Regions from separate parts of the Homo sapiens genome. Here region 1 is linked to region 2. Evidence: read pairs that join two places in POLR2A ChIA-PET (ENCODE). Cell type or tissue: MCF 10A. All regions are shown on one strand. Each heading gives the region's core, and the rest is flanking DNA. Links, peaks and the distances in the headings are about the cores only.

What was found. ChIA-PET counts read pairs that join two places held together with the same protein. Peaks named below come from ENCODE experiments on the same cell type or tissue, not always from the same donor. Only the 100,000 strongest peaks of a DNase experiment are listed, where the experiment ranks them.
Region 1: POLR2A ChIA-PET joins it to region 2 with 5 read pairs; 5 of 35 experiments call an interaction of 5 or more read pairs at or near these places.

The regions. Positions count from the first base shown.
Region 1 is chr6:42,807,707-42,816,221 of GRCh38, reverse strand. BICRAL (BICRA like chromatin remodeling complex associated protein) reads right to left here. Exons shown (of 13, transcript NM_001393499.1): 2 at 5,821-5,916. Among named protein-coding and RNA genes, the nearest start is that of BICRAL, 30 kb to the right of the region's middle. In MCF 10A, for the core only: no CTCF peak of the experiment used is centred there; no DNase peak of the experiment used is centred there.
Region 2 is chr6:42,688,040-42,696,554 of GRCh38, reverse strand. It overlaps UBR2 (ubiquitin protein ligase E3 component n-recognin 2), which reads right to left. Exons shown (of 47, transcript NM_001363705.2): 45 at 8,169-8,339; 46 at 6,885-6,986; 47 at 3,050-5,523. The coding sequence ends at 5,382. Among named protein-coding and RNA genes, the nearest start is that of PRPH2, 30 kb to the left of the region's middle. In MCF 10A, for the core only: no CTCF peak of the experiment used is centred there; a DNase peak (open chromatin) is centred at 3,724.

The DNA.
Region 1 (8,515 bases), core at 255-8,254, 120 kb before region 2:
AACTTTTTTTTTTTTCATTTTTTTTTGGTAGAGACGAGGTCTCACTATGTTGCCCATGCTGGTCTCGAACTGCTGCACTTAAGTGATCCTCCACCTTGGTCTCCTAAAGTGCTGGGATTACAATTACCATGCCCAGCCCTTAGAATATTTTAAAGCAGCCTACTGGCCTGGAGAATAAGCCACATCAGCTGTCTTAAAAGAAATACTGTATCTTTTTTTTTTTTTTTTTTTTTTTTTGAGACAGAGTTTCTCTCTTGTTGCCCAGGCTAGAGAGCAATGGCGCAATCTTGGCTTACCACAACCTCCGCTTACCGGGTTCAAGTGACTGTCCTGCCTCAGCCTCCCGAGATAGGATTACAGGGCCACACCACCATGCCTGGCTAATTTCGTATTTTTAGTAGAGACAGGGTTTCTCCACGTTGGTCAGGCTAGTCTCGAACTCCTGACCTCAGGTGATCCGCCCACCTCAGGCTCCCAAAGTGCTGGGATTACAGTCAGGAGCCACCACGCCCGGCCAAGAAATACTGTATCTTAAAAACAGTCTGAATTTAATTAAGTTCACAGCAAAACTTCAAAGACCTCCAAGGCAGAGATATAACAGTGTATTAATTTTTTTTCCACACAGAGGGAGAAAATCTAAGCTCTCATGAAGAAACATAATTGGTTGCAAGAACAGATATTTCAGGAAACCCAGTTCAGCAAATCAGTTTTGCCTATTTAAGATATTCTGGGCTGGGCACGGTGGCTCACGCCTGTAATCCCAACAATTTGGGAGGCCGAGATGGGCGGATCACCTGAGGTCAGGAGTTTGAGACCAACCTGGCCAACATGGTGAAACCCTGTCTTTACTGAAAATACAAAAAATTTAGCTGTATGTGGTGGTGGATGCCTGTAATCCTATCTACTCGGGAGGCTTAGGCAGGAGAATTGCCTGATCCCAGGAGATGGGGGTTGCAGTGAGCCAAGATTGCCCCACTGCACTCTAGCCTGGGCAACAGAGCGAGACTCCATCTCAAAAAAAAAAAAAAAAAAAAAAGATATTCTGACCAGTAGCAATGGAAGAAAACCAAACTTCACCCTTAGGAGTCATAAAACAGCCTGGCCAACATGGTGAAACTCTGTCTCTGCTAAAAATACAAAAAAAATGAGCCAGGCGTGGTGGTGCGTGCCTGTAATCCCAGCTACTATGGGGGCTGAGGCATGAGAATCTCTTGAACCAGGAGGTGGAAGTTGCAATGAGCTGAGATTGCACCACTGCACTCCAGCCTGGGTGATAGAGTGAGACCCTGTCTCAAAAAAAAAGAAAAAAAAAAGTAATAGAACAGGATTTCAAAGACTGCGCAAACTGAAATTTGGTATGTGGCCACTATTACAAATGTTTTTGTTTCCTCCTTTATCTGCTTATCTGTTCTTTTGCTTCTTTCAAAAATAATAGCCTAGTGGCTGAGGCAGGCGGATCACCTGAGGTCAGGAGTTCGAGACCAGCCTGGCCAACATGGTGAAACCCTGTTCTACTAAAAATACAAGAATTAGCCGACCATGGTGGCGCATGCCTGTAATCCCAGCTACTTGGGAGGCTAAGGCAGGAAGGAGAATCGCTTGAACCTGGGAGGCAGAGGCTGCAGTGAGCCAAGATCGTGCCACTGAACTCCAACCTGGGTAACAGACCAAGACTTCATCTAAAAAAAAAAAAAAAAAAAAATATATATATATATATATATACACACACACACACACACACATGCATGTATATGTATGTATACGTATATATACATATACATACATGTATGTGTATATATATGTATGTATACATGTGTGTTGTGTATATATATAATTTATATATATACATATACATATGTGTATGTATATAGCCTAGTGAAGATGGCTTGAACTCAGGGGGTTGAGACTACAGTCAGCTGAGATCACGCCACTGCACTCCAGCCTGGGTGACAAAGTGAGACCGTGTCTCAAAAAAAAAAAAAAAAACCCACCAAGAGCCAATACGAGATACCTTACCAAAAACTACTGACATTTGCTTTACTTGTAGTAAGTTGCTATAACATGAGTCATAACTTCCTAATAATTTACAAACAAATTTACCTCTAAAAGGTGCTGAGGTTAGCAAATTATTGAGAGACTTTAAGCAGACATGAACTACGGAATAGTTGCAGTCTTCAAAATCACATTTTTACCCCCGGACCTATTGAAGGTAAAATGAACTGCAGTCACTTTATTTTTACTGACATATTTACTACTTCTAGTGTTCTTCATTCTCTTAAGTAAATCCAGATTTCCATCTGGTATCATTTTCCTTCTCCTGAAAGGAATCCTTTAATATTTTTTGTAGTGCAGGTCTTTGCTGATTAATTCTTTCAGTTTTGATATATCTTTAAAGAGTGTGAGATGGGCACGGTGGCTCACGCCTGTAATCCTAGCACTTTGGGAGGCTGAAGTGGGTGGATTGCTTGAATCCAGGAGTTTGAGACCCTCCTGCGCAACATGGAAAAACCCCACCTCTACAAAAAATAAAAAAATTAGCTGGGCATGGTGGTGCGCACCTGTAATCCCAGCTGCTCAGGAGGCTGAGGTGGGAGGACCACCTGAGCCTGGGGAGGTTGAGGCTGCAGTGAGCCGTGATTGTGTGACTGCATTCCAGCCTGGGAGACAGACAGAGATTCTATCCCCACCCCCACAAAAAGTGTTTATCTTGCCTTCGTTTTTGAAATATATTTTCACTGGGCATATTGTTCAAGATTGATGAGTTTTTTTCCTTTCAGTTCTTTAAAGATACTGATGTACTATTTCTCATTTGCATTATTTCCAAAGAAAAGTCTGCCATCATTCTTACCTTTCTTTTTTTCATAATGTGTCATTTTTTCCTCTGGACACTTTAAATATTTTTCTCTTTACCACTGGTTTTAAGCAATCTGATTATGAAAAGCCTTGGTGTAGTTCTCTTCATGCTTCCAGTGGTTAGGGTTCACTAAGCTTCTAGAATCTGCAGGTTTATAGTTTCCCTCCAATTTAGAAAAATTTCAGTCATTAATTTTTTCAAATATTTTATGCCCCTCCCTCTTCTTTGGGGACTACAATTACATCATTAGACTATTTGAAGTGTCCCACAGCTCAATGATGCTGTATTTTCTTTCAGTCTTTTATTTTTTTAATTTAATTTACTAATTTTCTTGAGACAGGGTTTTGCTCTGCTGCCCAAGCAGCAGTGCAGTGGCAGGATCACAGCGGATTGCAGCCTCGACCTCCTGGGCTCAGGTGATCCTCCCACCTCAGCCTCTTGAGTAGCTGGGACCACAGGCACTTGCCATCATGCCCAGCTAATTTCTGTATTTTCTGTAGAGACAGGGTTTTACTATGTTGTCCAGGAGGCTGGTCCTGAACTCCTGGGCTCAAGCGATCCTCTTGCCTTGGCCTCCTAAAGTGCTGGGATTACAGGTGTGAGCCACCATGCCTGGCCTTTTTTAGTATTTTAATCTCTCCGGCTTTCATTTAGGATAGCTTCTATTCATATATCTTCAGATTCATAAATCTTTTCTTCTGCAGTCTCTAATCTTCTGTTAATCCCATCCAGTGCGCTTTTATTTTAAAACACTGTAGTTTTCATCTCCAGAAGTTCAATTTGGGTCTTTTTAAAATACTCCATGTCATTATTATTTAAAATTTTTTTTTGCTTTGTTGTCTTGGCCCAAGATGAGATTCCATGCCATTATTTGTTTAATCTTTCCACTATTTTCTTGAACTTATATAAGATAGTAACAACTTAAACAAATTTTTTTTGAAGAGGCAGGGTCTCACTGTGTTGCCCAGGGTGGTCTTGAACCCCTGGTCTCAAGTGATCCTCCTGCCTCAGCCTCCCAAAGTAATGGGATTACAGGCATGAGCTCCATGGCTAGCTAATTTTTGTATTTTTTGTAGATACAGGGTTTCACCATGTTGCCCAGGCTGGTCTCATACTCCTGGCCTCAAGCAATCCGCCACCTCCGCCACACAAAGTGTTAGGATTACAGGCATAAGCCACCTCATCTGGCCAACAAAAAAAATGATTAATTCTATCATTTGTATAATTTCTGCATCTCTTTCTATTGATTGATTTTGTTGTTGTGGTTGGTCCCAAATTTGCGTGCCTGGTCATTTTTTTATTGGATGTCAGACATTGTTAATTTTACATTATCAGGTGTTGGATATTTTTGAGCTTTGTCTAGGACACAGTTAAGTTACTTTACAAAGTTTCTTTACAAAATGTCTGATCCTTTTAAGGATTGCTTTTAAGCTTTGTCAATCTTTAGGATTCATTTTGCCCTATAGTGAGGCAATAAATACCCTTCTGAGTACTTCATCTGATATCCCATGAATTACAAGGGTTTTTGCACTCTTGCAGATGGGAACACAAACTATTCTCTGCCCTATGTGAGCTCCAAGTAGTGTTTCTTCCCAGAACTTAGGAAGTTTTCTTAAACACATCAGTTATCAGCTGAAAACTTGAGAAAGACTCTGTAGATCTCCAGATAGTAGAGTGGAGTGCAGTGCTCTCTCTCTCTGGTACTCTGGGTACCCTGGGAACGTAGGCTTTTTTTTTTTTTTTTCTTTGAGATGGAGTCTCGCTCTGTCAGCAGGCTGGAGTGCAGTGGCGCAATCTCAGCTCACTGCAACCTCCGCCTCCCAGGTTCAAGTGATTCTCCTGCCTCAGCCTCCCGAGTAGCTGGGATTACAGGCGTGCGCCACCACGCCCAGCTAATTTTTGTATTTTTAGTAGGGACGGGGTTTCACCATGTTGGCTAGGATGGTCTCGATCTCTCGACCTCGTGATCTGCCCGCCTTGGCCTCCCAAAGTGCTGGGATTACAGGCGTGAGCCACCGTGCCCGGCCAAACTTAGGCCATTTTAACCTCTCAGAGACATCAGCTCAACTCAGGAAGATTATCAGCCTTCCTGTGGATTCCTCCTCCCCTGAGCTATGGTAAGGAAACACTCTTGACAGTAAGCTGGGTTGGTTACAGGGCTCATCTCATTTGTTTTGTCCTCTCAGGAGTCACTGTCCTGTGCTGCCTGATATCTAATATCTAAAATACCATTATTTCATATATTGTGTCTGATTTTCACCATTTCTACACAGGAAGTTAAATCCAGACCCGGTTACTCGATTTTGGCCCCATAGTCATTTATAAGGTCTTGAACCAAATCTCTTGAAGGGGTTATATGAGTTCATCGGCAGAGATTATAGGATCAGAGTATTCAGAAAGAGGGAGAATAGGAGAAAGGGAGAAGGAAGGAGGACAGATATTTAAATTGTTTATACAGTTTTCTCCTGTGCCTCCTTTTGTTTTCTACCCTTGAAAAACAGCTTAGGAAATTAGAAAGGCTCCTTCTTTAATTCCTGTCTCTAATAAAGCTATTCAATGGGCATAAAGAATATTCATTATTCATTTAACAAACACTAGTGCCAGGTACTATGCTAGGGGGTGGGAATATAAAATAGTATGACATAAATGTAATAACAAATTTAAAAATCCTTCACATTTTGTAGAACAGAAGAAGCAAGGCTGAAAAGTGAACTATTGTGTTTGAGCAAACAGTTTTCCAATGGGTGTCATCATCAAAAAGTTATGCCATGAATAGCCACTTATGCAGGGCAAATAACGATTCATGTCGATAAGGATGTAAAGTATTCTCATCTTATTCTTTTTACTATATTGTAATTGTTCTGTGCTGTTACATTTTGAAATTGCAAGACTTCACCTTCTGGCATGGTTCCCGTTTTGAAGGAACTCACTTTCTTTTGGAAGACAGACATGCAACAATTCATTACCATTGCAATGTGAGAAGTGCTACAATTTTTGGCAGGAGTTCCCAAGCTTCTTCAGGTGAAATCGCTGGGCTTTTTGTGAAATAATATGACGTTTTGCTAGAAGAAAACATGACAATATTTTCACAATTATATCCATTTGGGGAGAAAAGAAGCTGTCAAACTCAGCATGATTGGCTTTAAGTTTTTTAGTTATTATTCAACCAAGGATTTCTTCATTTATTTTGTCATCAGCTAGGGCCTCCTAAAAGCAAGGAGGAGTGGGTGGAAAAGAGTAAGGCAAATTATTACAAGAAAGACTTAGAAATTTAAAAATTTGGCCGGGCATAGTGGCTCACGCCTGTAATCCCACCACTTTGGGAGGCTGAGGTGGGTGGATCACCTAAGGTCAGGAGTTCGAGACAAGTCTGGCCAACATGGTGAAACCCCGTCTCTACTAAAAATACAGAACTCAACCAGGTGTGGTGGCACACGCCTATAATCTCAGCTACTCAGGAGGCTAAGGCAGGAGAATTGGTTGAACCTGGGAGGCAGAGGTTGCAGTGAGGTAGGATCATGCCACTGCACTCCAGCCTGGGTGACAGAGGGAGATTCCGTCTCAAAAAATAAAGAAAAATAAATAAATAAAAATTCCCAGCTGGGCACGGTGGCTTATAATTCCAGCACTTTGGGAGGCTGAGGCAGGTGGATCGGTTGAGCTCGGGAGTTGGAGACCAGCCTGGGCAACATGGCAAAACCCCATCTCTACAAAAAATACAAAAAATTAGCTGGGCATGGTGGCTTGGGCCTGTGGTCCCAGCTACTTGGGAGGCTGAGGCAGGAGAATTGCTTGAATCTGGGAGGTGAGGAGGCTTGAATCTGAATCGCTTGAACCTGGGAGGCAGAGGTTGCCGTGAGCCAAGATTGTGCCACTGCACTCTAGTCCGGGCAACAAGAGCGAAACTCTGTCTCAAAAAAAAAAAAAAAAAAAAAAATTCTCATAGTTGGAAAAGACGACAATTAACATAGGCAATAAACGACCCTCGTTCATCTCATGAAATGAAGAATTTGAAGGTCTTTAAACTGCTTTAATTCCTACTTGAGGTAGGAATGAGGTGGGGCAGAAATAAGCCTAACAGCAGCCATAAAAAAGAATGAGTTCATATCCTTTGCAGGGACATGGATGAAGCTGGAAACCATCATTCTCGGCAAACTAACACAGGAACAGAAAACCAAATACTGCATGTTCTCACTTATAAGTGGTAGTTGAACAATGAGAACAGGGAGGGGAACATCACACACCGGGGCCTGTTGGGGGGGGTGCCGGGGGCTAGGGGAGGCCAGAACTTAAAGTATTAAAAAAACAACAAAAAAAGAAATAAGCCTAACATACTAAGCAATCCAGCTGGCAAAAAAATGTGCTATAACATGGGGGAAAGAGTGACCAACCATGAAGGGGGCTGGGGAGAATTTCTGGCAAGGCTTTACAGAGGCTGGAGACACAGGGCAAGGACACTGAATTTGGAAGTCACAGGGCTTGTTTTGGATACTGACATTGACTAATCATGTGACGACAAAGAAGCTCCAACCTCTGGGTCCTGTTTCCCATTTCTTAATGAACTTAACAGACCACATCGGTGAGTGTTTAACTTTGGGACCCAGTATTCTTTAAGGTATCCAGGAGCTGTCTTGGAGGCCTAAAACAGCTGGTGGTGGAGGCACTCTTCACACTCCCATCTCTCCCCCACACACACCCTTCAGCTGAGTAGCTCAATTCTTACTCAACTGCAAGAAAAAAGTTTGAAAATCATTTCACTTAACCAGCTCCCAAACTCCCAGAAGTCCATGACTTGTCATCTATTATAAAGGAATGATCATCAACAATGGTGAATCTGGCAATGGAAACAGAAATCCGTGAAAATCAAGACATCCATGATTATTTTAGCAAGCAAGAGAATAGGTATACATATAGGGCCCACATTTCATTAAGATAAACAGCTGGGCACAGTGGCTCTTGCCTGTAATCCCAGCACTTTGGGAGGCTGAGGCAGGCGATCACCTGAGGTCGGGAGTTCGAGACCAGCCTGACCAACATGGAGAAACCCCATCTCTACTAAAAATACAAAGTTAGCCAGGCACAGTGGTGCATGCCCATAGTCCCAGCTACTCGGGAGGCTGAGGCAGGAGAATCGCTTAAACCTGGAAGGTGAAGGTTGCAGTGAGCCAAGATCGCACCATTGCACTCCAGCCTGGGCAACAAGAGCAAAACTCCGTATTAAAAAAAAAAAAAAAAGATATTATAGTACTACCCTCAAAAACAGGAATCTCATCATATTTGTCTTCATATCCCCAGCAAATAGCACATAAGTGGGTATAATAAATATTGAAAAAATACCCAGGTTTTAAATATAAGGCAGCTGTGTTTTGTATGGAGACTGTGCTCCCAAAGACCTTGCCTAATTAAAAGCTCATATAATTCCATAATCCTAGGTTAATCCTACAAATTTACAATTTCCCAGAGTCCATCAGCATTGAAATTCTGTAATTCCTGATGAATTATAAATATATCATTCTGTTAAATTTTTTCAGTTGTACAGGCGTGCACTATTTTTTTTTTTTTTCAGACGGAGTCTCGCTCTGTTGCCAGGCTAGAGTGCAGTGGTGTGATCTCGGCTCACTGCAACCTCCGCCTCCCAGGTTCAAGCGATTCTCCTGCCTC
Region 2 (8,515 bases), core at 146-8,145:
ATCAGAATCCCCTACTACCGCTAGTATTTGCCAAAAAAGAAAAGAAACCCACCCTAAGGGAAGCATTGGTAACAATCGTTGTTATAAACATGGCTTGGGTATCACATCTCTCCATCTTGCCATCTCTTACCTGTAAGAACGGTGACTATTACAACAGTGACTATTATTATATCCAAATAATCTCAGCATTTGCTGGAGTTTGAACCAGAGCTGAATACATGGAATTTTAATGTAGAAATTTAGGCAAAACTCCAAGCCATTTTTTCTTCTCCTCTGGCCAAAACGTTATTTCCTCAAACAGGGAAATATGAGTCTCTATGGGGCCAGGTTATAGGAGCAAATGTGAACAACCTGAGAATCTGAAGGTTGTTGAGAGGACCAAGAGTGCATTGACTCTACAATAAATCTCACTCATTGGTTCGGAGCAGGCTTAGGGTTAACTGCATTTTAACAGGTCTTCTCAGGTAGCCGGTAGTTGCGAGAGAAACCTGGACCATCCCTTTTGGTCACCTACCAGTGCCCAGGAAGTCTCTGCTATCAGGTTTTTGCTTGTGTGTAACTTCAGTCTTTCCTTGGGCTGGTGTAAATCCTTTTCTCCTGAGGGACCCAGCCTACTTTTTTTTTTTTTTTTTCAAATATGGAGTTTTGCTCTTGTTGCCCAGGCTGGAGTGCAATGGCATGATCTCAGCTCACTGCAACCTCCGCCTCCTGGGTTCAAGTGATTCTCCTGCCTCAGCCTCCCTACTAGCTGGGATTACAGGCGTTTGCCACCACGCCCGGCTAATTTTTGTATTTTTATTAGAGATGAGATTTCACCATGTTGGCCAGGCTGGTCTCGAACTCCTGTCCTTAGGTGATCTGCCCGCCTTGGCCTCCCAAAGTGCTGGGATTATAGGAGTGAGCCACCTGGCCCAGCTAGCTTTTAAAGTTCTGCCAGCATAGCCCCGGGATGGGGTGGGGGTAGACAGGGCCTTAGGACTTTCATTTTTAAAATGCTCACTCCACGGTGAAGAAACAGGTGATGACTATCCTGAATATTTGGGAAGCTGTGTCCTAGAATTTTTGGCCTCAGTTCCAGAACCCACAGCTTCTTTACAACATGCTTCAAGCCTGGGACTGAGCTGCCAGTAAATAAACCCCTAGTAACCTTAATATGGGTTAATAAGATTAGGTGCCCGCTCTGCACGCTCCCCTGCCCCTCCTCGTCCGGGCACCTGTTACACTAGGCCAGCATGTTTGCAGCTTAGCCAGGGAAAATCGTGGACCAAGACAGGGCTTTTCATCCACGACTGGCTAAAAAGATGGCTCTCAATGACAGCGCAGGCAGGCAGCACCACTGTGTTAGGAAGAGAAAAGTGTCTGTCCAATACTATGAAAGTCCAGGGAAGAGACAAGTGCCTTCCCAGGTCACAATGGATAGATTGGCTGGAAGGGGAAAAACATGTCAGTTCTTAACTCCTGACAGCATTTTATCCTGTCCATCACAGAGGACTGTAAACAGCAAAGTTACAGATTAGAGAATGCTGAGCTCTCAGGATGGCATCAAATGGAGGATTAAGATGTAAGGGACAACTTCTAGCTATTTACCTGAGGGAAGTGAAAATTCAGGTTTGTACAAAAACCCATCCATGAATGTTTGTAGCAGTAATCACCAAAACAATCACCCAAACTCACCCAAATGCCCTTCATCTGGCAACTGCCCAGAAGTCTGTACAACGGAATGCTACTCAGCAATCCAAAGGAACAGGGAGGACCCGAATGCATTCTTCTTTAGTGAGAAGCCAGACTCAAAATGCTACATATGATACAATTCCATTTATATAACATTCGGGAAGAGACAAAACAAAGGGAGAGAAAAACACTGGTAGCTGAAAGCCAGGATGAGGCAAGAAGCTGACTACAAAGGGGACTTTTGGGGAAGATGGAATTGTTCTATTTCTCGATTGTGGTTGTTTAACTGTATGCATTTGTTAAAATGTATAAAACTGTACACTAAAAAGAGTTAATCTGTTTGTAAAATATACCTCAATAAATGTGACTTAAAAAACAAGAGTAGGAACAGGCCAGGCACAGTGGTTCACACCTATAATCCTAGCATTTGGGAGGCTGAGGCGGGAGAATCATTTGAGCCCAAGGGTTCAAGACCAGCCTGGGCAACATAGCGCGGCTGTATCTACAAAAAAAATACAAAAATTAGCCAGGTGTGGTGGCATGTGCCTCTATAGTACCAGCTACTGGGAGGCTGAGGTGGGAGGATTGCTCGAGCCCAGAAGGTTGAGGCTGCAGTGAACCAAGGCTGTGCCACTGCACTCCAGCCTGTGGGACAAAGCAAGACCCTGTCTCTTTAAAAAAACCAAACCAAACCACCACCACACCAAAATCAAGAGTAGGAAGACAGGGAGGAGCATGTCAGAAGGGGCTTCATGAGTTCCTGGAACTAAAGACAAGAGTGGTGAAGGCAGTAGGCTGGGAGCAGTGTTACTGACCAGGAGGCAGGGTGAGTGCAATGGAAACCTTGCTGTTTTAGTTTGATGCTCTCAAGAGGATTTCAAAAAAAACAGAATTCTCATGGGCAATGACTCCCCTAGGAAGACAGTGTAGCTGCCTTTCTATGTCTCTCTCTCAAAAGCAGGAAGTGGTCATAAAAAAAAGAAAAAAAAAACCTCCAACAGCCCTGAAAAACCAGCCAGCACACTAGGGGAGTGTGTAAGGACAAGGACCTTGAGATCACCAGGTAAGGATGAACAAGAGTTTAAACCCAGACACAGGTCTTGGAGTGCCCTGTTTCCCAGTGATTTGAGTTCCAAAATGGTCCACAAAGGTCACACGCTGTCATGGCTAATGAATATGAAACTTAATCAGCTGAAATGATGATCACACTTTCTCTGAGAAGGTCAAGATAGTTTGGCTAGTGGCCATAATAATATAACCCTCTTAAATTTAAAGCTAATACAGATATCCCACTATATTTGTAGCAAGGTGACACGGGCACCTTGCTGTGGCAGGTAAATGTGTAAAATGAAACAGAAAGATATATGCTAACCAAAAGTAATGCCAACACCTAAAGCATTTATTTGGATATCTTTAAACTTTTTACATATGATACATTCCAAATTTTACAAGTTGTCCACAGATATTAAAGTTATAGCCAATTTATTAAACAGATATGATTTTCCCTGATATGGAAAGCGTATGTTATATAAACATTTCTACAATAAACATAAAACATGCGGAACAAATCATAAAACTAACATGATTTGTAAGGTAGGAAAGACAACTAGCTTAACACCAGAAAATAAAAAGGTGTGTATGTTGCAATTTCATGTAAATTCATCTTCTCCCAGGCTCTGTGATATTCTCAGAGAATGAAATCCAGAGACAACCTTTGCTAACTCCAGGCTCCTAGGAAGTCGGACCGGAAAGCTGGAGTATTGTTATGATTTGGTGAAAATGTTTATAATCCACTTGTACAGAGAGAAACCTGGTCTTATTATTTTAAATTTTAGCTTGGTGAACATATGAAAAAAAGCCAAAAGAAGCTTACCTTAAAAGCTAAAGAAACTGGATGTGACAGAGGCCAAAATAAACATGAATTATGCCACCTACAGCCCAAACAACCAGATCTTATGAATGAAGGCCAGAAAAAGGGGGAGAGAGGTGGACTCAAATGTGAATTTTCTTTCTATTGGTCCTCCTCTCAGCTGGGTGAGTCAGTCCCACGCAAGAATGGCGACGGTCATCCTCCTGTCAAGAGGGGGCGGTTCTTTCACACACTACCTTGGAGAGGAATGTGGCTTCTACATCCTCACTTCTTTTAGCTTCAGTTCCAGATTTCTGACCTTCTTCCTGTGATACTGTGGAGCATGCCTAGTTGACTGGTAGCTGAGTGGAACAAAACTTGTAGATGTAATTCAAAGAAAACTGATTGAAAGGGTCAGTTGCATTGGTTAAAAAAATCCAAGAGCCTCTTATTACTCATCTGTTCCTTAGCCCCACCTTAGACAGGCTCAGAATTTATTCCTCTACTAAGTCTTCAGTCACTCTCTGCATGTATTCAAGCTCTCAGCAGTCATACATCAAACAATAGTAGTTGTGTGGTACATAATAATTATAAGCTATTTTGTAAGTGGCTCTTGTTCTAGGAAGGCACCTCAGTAAGAACAATGATCAAAAAGAATAAAAAGCCTGGGTGCCAGACCATCCCAGGAATGCACTAAGTGAGCCAGCAAGGAAGCAGCAGCTTGTCTGTTCCAGGAAATGCTGGCTGGGTGGGAGTGGGTTCTCACCTTCTTCAGTGTTTGGCTTTAGATGATATACTCTGCCAATTTAGCCTTAGAAATAACAAGAGAATATCACTGTCTGAAACATTAGGGTATTCTAAAAGAATACAGATAAGAAAATTAGGATACTCTTTTAGAATACCTATTATTTTAAACTTAAGCTTGGTGAACATCTGAAAAAAAGCCAAAAGAAGCTTACCTTAAAAGCTCAAGAAACTGGATGTGACAGAGGCCAAAATAAATATCACTTATGCCAACCACAGCCCAAACAACCAGATCTTATGAAGGAAGGCCTCTCATCTAGATATTAGGATATCTAAAAGAATATCCTAAATTTTTAATCCATATTCTTTTAGAATATCCTAATTTTTCTTCCTAATTCTAAAAGAATATCCTAATTTTTTAGACCATCCTAAGTTTTTGGAAAGCCCTCTAAGTGAGTTTTCTCAAAGCCAAAAGTCTTGCCATAAAAAAAAAAAGAAAAAAAAAAAACCTCTAACAGCCCTGAAAAACCAGCCAGCACACCAGGAATCCACCTTCTCCCCACGGGCTTCTTCTGCATGTGTGTCCCCCAACTCTCTCATAGTCAATGGAGAGAAGGGAACACTGCCTTCAAAATCAACCACTTTGCTCCTAGGAGTAGGGTCCTGTCAGCAGAGGGGACACCAACCCAGTCCCAGTGTTGGGCCACTCAGTGGAACCAGGAAGTATGACCCAACAGACCACAGAGACTTTGTTCCCTGCCTCCGTTGAGTCAGCTTCGGACCCACGGTTCACTATCATCAATAACGTGAAATATCACATAATGGCTGGGACTATGCAGTCAGACCCCCACAAAGGGGCTGGGATCCAATCTAGGAAGAGAAGCTCCTTGCTCGATCTTAAAACCCAAGACATTATATTTGAGGGGCACAGCAAACAGTGCAAGAAAATCTGCTGATGGAAGATGATTTTCATCAGTCCTCAGAACCAGAAACTATAAAACTGGGAAGGAAAGTTTAAATAAAGAATTTATTTCCAAATTCAGCAGAACTTCTTTCTTTCTTAAAAAGCCAACTGGGTTAAAAAAATCCAAGTTTGTGTTTTTTGGTGGTGCAATAATTATAAATGTTGCCAGTCAATGCCAACCAGTGTCTGATTGGCTTCCTGTGCATGTCCAATTTCCTCTGTGACACTGTGTTGGTGCCAGAGCTTCTGAATCTTCTTGAATCGCTCTTTGCATAAATGTAAAGGATTTCCCCGTCTAGAAAGAGAAGACACATGTCACTCAGAATGTGTTCTGTTTATTCCTCTATTATAACCCAACCCTTCCTGATTTAGGCAAGGTTACAAGTTATTGGTTTTAGACTCCCTGCAACATTTCTGTCTGGCAGGTGACTGTGGCTATTAACAAAAACATCAGCTCTGACCCTTTGCCAAGAGCAGGTAAAAGGGAATAAGTGCTGAAATGAGGAAGGAAAGGTACACAAACCAGACTTACCCAGAGTGAGGTGAGGGAATAGAGGTTGCGGGGGATAAGGAGGGTCTGGGTTGAGAGGCTAAAACTACCAATTCATTGCCCATTTTGTTGGTAACGTGTAAAAAGGGAAGAGGGCAGAGGAGAACACAAAAGAAGAATTATAGGAGTAAAAATATTCCTCACAGATTTTACTAAGAGTGCAAAGAAAAAAGAAAAGAAAAGAAAAGAAAAACATTCCTCAGATGCAATCTTTCAGCCACAGTCTCAGTGAAGCAATCAAATGTGAGTAACTTCCAGGTCTAATTTAAACACAAGTGCAAGCTTTGGTGGGTTCCTGCCTGGGACCAGTGCCCTGAGCCAGGCACCTCTGCTCCTGTTTCTGAGCACAGCCATCCTCTCACTCACTAATCAGACTCTCCTCCTCCTAACAGCCCACGCTGAGAACAGTGGGAAGCACCAGCACTGGGTGGCATATGGGCATAGCCTCGCAGTCCAGCGCCTGGGGCAGCTCATCTACTTACCTTGCTTGGGTTTCTAGGCCTTTAACATCTGCTACTTAAGGCTGGACAGGCATATCTATGGCGGTTAAAACTTATACCTCCTTTAGACAAAAGAGATGGTCTGAAAGAAGTTCTTTAATAGTGCTTGGGGGAATTGTTAGCTTACAATATACTAAAGCTACCAGAGTAGAAGTAACTTAGCCTCAAATATTGTTATATTGTTCTTTATGTTTTAAATCTTTGTCCCCCAGATTTTAATGTAATAAGCACATTTGTTAGCAATTAAGATTTTCTCAAACACTGGGCTTCCTCTATACAAGGCCATACAAGTCAGAGTGGGCCATCCCTGGAGTGCTCTGAGCTGGGATGCTATATGGCAATTCAAACAGTTCTTTGGAGTGATAAATGGAATAAAGTTGCACTCTGTCCTATTCTCTTCCCTTACCTATCCTGATGTTCCTCATGGCATTCTGAAGGCTGGGAAAAGAACACCAAACCAGGCTGACAGGGCACCCTCCTTGGAAGACTCCACAGATAACACAGCCACCTCTTCCAGAACCACCTCAGCCCTCCACCCTCAGGACGTCACCACATACGGAAGGGCGCTGCAGGCCCTGAGTTAGCTAACTCAGGATGGGTTCTTACCTGAGTCCCTGGTCGGTCTCCCCATAGTCATCAAGGTAAGGAGGAGAATAAAAACAGCCTTTGGTTTTGCCAGCTAAAAATAGCACCTGACATTCCCGTACTCTGTAGAGAGATCAGTCATACGTTACACATTTACACATTAGTAACCAACATTTGTATTCAGTTCCAAATAGAATGAAGTCTTATAGTACTGATATTTAAACCACTATTAGGAGGAAGTTATCCATTAAAAAATTGTGCACAAACTAGGAAATAGGTTGAATCGAGTCAAATTTGTGTCCCCTGATCCCTTTGAGACATTTGCCTTTTTCTGGCATTAATAGTACAGCACAATTAAACAGACATTTATTGAGGACCTAATACGTATAAGAAATTATCAAGGTACTGGGGGGATGACTAAGCTATGGATACAACCTATGCTCCAGAGGAGCCCACACTCATGTCATGCCTCTGCTTCAAACCCTGAAATGGCTTACACCTTGCCCAGAGATGTCACCAGCACACAGCAGGCCCCTGGATTCTCTCACCTGTGCACAACACTCCAGTGACACGCGCCTCCTTGCCTTGAGCAGACAGGCACATTTCTACCCCAGGAACTGTGCAGAATGTTCTGAGTAGAATGTTCTCCCACTTCTTTAGGTCTTTACTCAGAAGTCATGTTCTTAGGAAGCCTTCCCTGATCTACTAAAATTAAATCTCAAATTTAGCTCCATAGCTGCCATTTCATATTCCCCTTCCCTGCTTTATTTTTTCTCCTTAGCCTATATCACTATCTAAATTCTTGTCAGTCTTGCTTGTCCTCTCTCTCATACAAAACAAGCTCCATCCATAAGGGCAGAGATCTTTGCACTGTGGACTACTGCATCCTCAATGCCTGGTACATAGTAGTCACTAATCACAAGCTGGCATGTAGAGTTGTGATAATATGTATAAGTGGAGGTAAAATCCAAAAGCCATGAGGACATAACAGAAAGAGTAATTCTGACTGGATTTGTTCAGAAAATCAGAGAAGTTTCACATTAGTGGGAGACATGGAGAAAGTAGAACAGAACTGTCACCTATGGTTGAGGGAAGAGGAGTGGGAATGGTAACAATAAAAGAACCAACACAGAGTTGGCATGGACCAGATGTGAGATGTGAGGCGACAAGGAGCTCCACGTTTCTGGAATGAATCACACGGAACAGTAGTCTCAAAATTCCTGGCAATATAGTAGTTTCCTGTGACACCCTAACAGTCAGATACTGAGGCAGATCCAAAGCTAAAAAGCCCCTGCAGGTCCTTACCTCAGGAAGATGCCCACTCCAGAGCCACAGGAGTAGGTGTGAGCTGTGCAGGCTCCTACATCCTCCCCTTCCAGTTCAGTCTGGCAGCAGTAACTCTGGGAGCACAGCAGAGATCCGCACACAAGGCACAGAGTTGGGGCTCTGCTCTTATCACCACCTGATTTCGGGCACCTCCAAGGGATAAAAAACCCACAAGTCATTGATCTAAAGAGTGGCTAAAGAGCTAGTGATGAAAAAACCAGCCCAGAAAAGAATTCTGCAATATCAAGTAAAGCCAAAGAAGTGTATATCCTACAGTCTATGCAAGTTTATTCCTAGAATCTGGAATAGGAAACATCTTGCACATA